Regions from separate parts of the Homo sapiens genome. Here region 2 is linked to region 1. A link is an interaction called in ENCODE POLR2A ChIA-PET data of the cell type or tissue named here. Cell type or tissue: IMR-90. All regions are shown on one strand.

Region 1 (2,500 bases):
TAACTCAGAATTTTGAAAAAAAAAAAAAAAAAAGAAGAAGAAATTCTAAATACTTGAATTGCTTCATTTCATGCTCATTCTTTTGGGCATGGCTCTTTTTGGTTTTCTTTACAAAGAGATTCTAAAATCATGACACATTTAGATATGAAAAATAGGATGGAGAGCAATGGGAACACTAATCTGAAATAGTCACATGGCTAGAGTACCTGTGTCTGTAGTAATCCCAAACTATATAGAAAACTCTTGAATTTATTAAGCAATCCCTCATGTGTGCTTGATTGAAAAAATAAACAAAGCAGTGCCGTAGAACTGTAGACTTGGATTCTACCCCCACTCTTCCATAGTTGCCACCCTGGTTAAGTCTCTCTGATTGTTTCCTCATTATTTAAAATAAGTACAGCTCTTAAATTCCTTCAAAAATTCCCAAGATTCTACAGTCAACTGCCACTCACTTGCCTTTCCAATGAATAAACCGTTTAAAAGAATTCAAATCCCACCACCTTTACCCTTTCTAAATTCTTTTGACAAGGACAAAGGACTTACCCATCCATCTTCCACCTAAATTTGCTTTTTAGTGATAGAAAAACCAAGCAGCAAAGAAAAAAGTATGGTCACTCATCTAGGCAAGAGTGATGTACATTGCTTGGACAATAGTTAAGGAGAGAGCACTTAACAGCCAGCTTATTTTGGTTGCAGGTATCATACCTCATATCCCCTAAGGGAGAGAGAAAAATCAATCTTTTCCAGGAAAGATGGTAATACAGTAAAGCTTCTTTCCCTTGCTTGGCCTGATACCAAATATTTACAAATGAAAATAATTCTATGAGTGCGATTCCCCATACAGATGCCCACAGCACCTGCTTTCAAAATCTTTTATCGGAGAAATTACATAACAGGCTATCTGGCTTGATCCTTACTCTGATAACAAATAGACCTGGGTTTCCTAGTATCGCGTCCTTGGTATTTCACTCCTCTCATCGTCTCATCACTTTCATTTCCCCTCATCACCTGACATTGACACAAATGTCCTGATGCAGTAGGATACATCATAAAATGAGAGTCTGTACCATATTCAACACAGCCTGGTAGAGCTGAGCAAACACTAGTCACTCAAAAATATAACTGACTTGACTTTCTGGGTTTAATTTCCCTATGAAGCAATCATTCCTTCAAAATGTCAGGACCAGAAGGATTTCAATGGTAGTGTGCAGTTCTTGCTTGTTTCTTCAAAGATTCCTTGGACATGGCCAGGCCCATAGGTGGATGCACTAGAGGAGACATTCTGGGGTAAATGCTCCCCTCCCCTTTAGATACTCTAGCAGATGATCAAAATGGGAAATAGAGAACTAGTGGGCAATTTTCCCCTCTACACATACATATAAACATTTCCTTTTTTTTTTTTTTTTTTCCAGTTCTGGGCACCATGCCCAGGGACCTTGTAAGCAGAGGTCCCTTGTCAGAAAACATTAGTCACATTCACTGGTAATTCTACATTATAGCCTCATTCATGTGAAGACAACACAGTAATCTTAGTACAGTGCTTCTCAAACTACAAAGTGCCTGTGAATCACCTGGGGACTTTGTTGCAATGTAGATTTAGATTTAATAGGTTTGGAGCAGAGCCCAAACTTCTGCATTTCTATAAATAACAAACTTCAATACGATGTTGATGCTGTTGGTTCACAAATCATACTTGAGTAGCAAGGTCCCAGGTACCTCTGCCTTCCCATATTTGAACCACATTTTACCTGAAGGTCTCCTTGTGGCTGGTTATCCCAAGAAAAATAAGGCAGAAAACTCAGAATTTCTGCCATGGGAAAATTCTACCCTGCACACAGGAGTTAAGTTCTCTGACTCTCATTGCCCAGACTCAGGATCCTGCTTCTTGCCCAGATTGATTTGGCAGAGTCCTCCTATTTAGCTGATGACAAATCCTGGCTCAGCCTAACCAGCCTTGGCTGATGCCACTCTGCCAGCAACCCAAACATTAGTGGTGTGGAGAACCTCCTAAAATATAGATTCCTAGGCTCTAATCCTGAGATTCTGACTCATTCAGTCTGAGGTGTGCCTCAAGAATAAACAGACATCTTAGGTGATTCTAAGGCATTCTAAGATTTGAGAGAAGGAAATGCATGTAACCACTTTGATAGATTGAAGAAACCTGTATCTTACTGCTAATAATATCTTTACATAAAGACAGCAAACAAAGGTAAGAAAAAAGGAAACAGAATTTAAGCATTTGATAGTATAACAGAAGAAACAAGTTCCTTCCCAATTTGGACACTCAAGGGTATTCGTGGTTAAGTCCAGTATATTCTGTCCTCTTCTTTAGAGAAGTTCACTAAAAATGTGAAGTATATATTATATATTCATAGAAAATGATTTTAATGTAGGTATGATTACAGACACACTCAGTGATCAAAACATGAAAGGAATGGTTATTTGCTCTTCTGATTGAACAAATGAAACTAGAATTGTTCATACACATAATTTAAAAAAA
Region 2 (2,500 bases), 170 kb before region 1:
CAGATAGTCACTGGGTTTTCATGAAGTTTCTCTGAACACTTATTGCCCTGGCTCTGCCTGATCTTGGTGAGGACACCAAAAGCACATTGATTATCAATGCCATTAAGGAATTCATTAGCAAAGGGTCAAGCTTAAAGTAAGAAGGTCCCAATATGGATTCTTGGCTAATATGACTCAAACGCAACTTTTGCAATTTCTCATCATTCAACATGTTCCTCCAACAGGATTCAGTCCTAATGAGTTATTGATGGAAGAGAAAAATCCTACTACAGTGGAAAAAATGGGAGTTTTGGAGTCAGACAGGCTTTGGTTAAAACCTTGGTTATTAAATATCTTTGGATTTTAATTTTCTTCTTTTTAAAGAGAAAATGATTATCAGCATAGTTGTTCTGGGGGTTAGAGAAGTTATAAGTATTTGGTCTAGTGCTTGATGCATAGCAGAGGATCAATAAATAACTGTTACTACCCTTGTATTAATAATTATCATCAATATAACAATAACTATCATAAAAATAACCATAGATGAAATGTCAAGATTTGTTTAACCATGTTGAGAACTAGAAGAGAAGCATTATTGTGATAAGCAATAAAGAGAAATAAGATTATGGAGAAAGTCATACTGACTGATTTTCATTCCCCATTTTATTCTTTTTATTCCCCATTTCAACACGTATCACATTTACTGAGAAAAGAAACCATCATTCAAAAATAAAGCCCAGAGGGCCAATTACCCAAGGAGAGCTCATGCCCAAATCATGTCTGGCCGGGGAAGAGAATAAAATTTTAACATGCATTCCCAGGGGCCAAAAGCTGATCTCTCCTCCTACCACTGGGTAAGATGATAAAGGTATGGAACAGCAGGTGAATGTGTATTTGTTCTCCAGGGGAAAGCGAGTCAAAAAGGAAGCAGAAACAGTCTACGAATGAAATTTCTCATTTCCCTTAGGGTGAGCTCAGAACTGGGCACATTCCTCATTGAACACTCACCTCTCATCGGGGATCAACATGTTCAGATGTGCCATACCCAGGATGATTCATCGTGATCAAAGAAAACAATGTGATTGTGGTAAATCCCTTTATCAGTGTAGCTTATTATTACTACCAAGAACTTGAATTGATTCAAGCTACAGACTTGAATAAACCTCATGATTTAGTAAAATAAACCTCACTGATTTTCCGAAGTCTCCAGTGAATTAAACCAAAGCAAAGTTGTCCATTCAGATCCCTGCCCCCACATAAATAAACTTGGTACACCATTTTGAATCTACCTTTTAACTTATTAAGGAAATCTAAAATCAGATCACTATATTTTCTAAAGGACATCCAAACAAAATTAACTTAAATTACTACAAAGATGTAGTAAATATATTGGTAGTCTCAGTGTGGTGCTGGTAAATGTTTAATACCTGGCTCACTGGGGAAAAAAGTATATATTACACATATATACATATATATGTATATATAATTTTATATGCCATATATGGTATATATACTAATATATATTAGCATTTATATATAAGATATGAATTTAACTGATACAAAGGACATGCAACATATAATTTATGAATAATAAAGTGTACAATACTTTTTATTATAAATTCCATAAAGCCAATTGACTCTACAGAATGCTTTTGTTGATTTTTTTCTGAACGCTTGTATCCATAACCATTCTGTGGCAGTAAACAAATGAGTGTGGTTCTGATCTGAATGTTGGTCAATATTTTTATTTATGTTATTAAATACTATGAAAGTTAAATAAGGAAGACTTATGTCAAACCTTCACTCATTTGTCAATAATGTGAGCCATTGCTGGTTCAGATAATGACTTTTGAAAACTGGAAGAATAATTTTTGTGCCATTCACAATTTAATGGCTACAGGCACAATATACTTACATATTTTAATCTGCATTAGTAACATTTTCTCTATCAATACCTTAAATCTAGACAATCAGCAAAACAATAAAGCAGGCCATGATTTGTATTATCTGACCATTTCCATGGTGTAAATATTTGCACTATAACTTTTTCAAAAGGCCAATGTAGACAGGAGAATTGCTTGAATCTGGGAGGCGAAGGTTGCGGTGAGCTGAGATCGCACCACTGCACTTCAGCCTTCCAATAGAGCGAGACTCCATCTCAAAAAAAAAAAAAAAAAAAAAAAAGGCCAATGTGATGTCACTGAACACAGAGTTGGAAGAGATGTGCAATAGCTGACTATTCTATAGTATTTTCCAACACATATACACAACCATAAATAGCATCAAGAGCATAGATAATAGTATGTGTAAAAATCATTAGAAAGTGATGACTTTTGAGTGTTATCTTTAGCATACTTTATTGTAAGTATTTAATACAATTTAAATTTTCTTTTTTTTTTGTATTTTTGAGACAGGGTCTCAGCTCTGTCACCCTGGCTGGAGTGCAGTGGCGCATACTTGGCCAATTTGCAAATTTTCATGGAGATGAAGTCTCACTATATTGCCCAGGCTGGTTTCAAAC

Evidence for each region. ChIA-PET counts read pairs that join two places held together with the same protein. Peaks named below come from ENCODE experiments on the same cell type or tissue, not always from the same donor. Only the 100,000 strongest peaks of a DNase experiment are listed, where the experiment ranks them.
Region 2: POLR2A ChIA-PET joins it to region 1 with 6 read pairs; 2 of 35 experiments call an interaction of 5 or more read pairs at or near these places.

What each region holds. Positions count from the first base shown.
Region 1 is chr15:34,854,141-34,856,640 of GRCh38, forward strand. It overlaps AQR (aquarius intron-binding spliceosomal factor), which reads right to left. Exons shown (of 35, transcript NM_014691.3): 35 at 1-2,500. Among named protein-coding and RNA genes, the nearest start is that of ACTC1, 60 kb to the left of the region's middle. In IMR-90, no CTCF peak of the experiment used is centred here; a DNase peak (open chromatin) is centred at 1,421.
Region 2 is chr15:34,681,850-34,684,349 of GRCh38, forward strand. No RefSeq gene overlaps it. Among named protein-coding and RNA genes, the nearest start is that of LINC02252, 27 kb to the left of the region's middle. RefSeq lists an enhancer at 162-1,361. In IMR-90, no CTCF peak of the experiment used is centred here; a DNase peak (open chromatin) is centred at 1,022.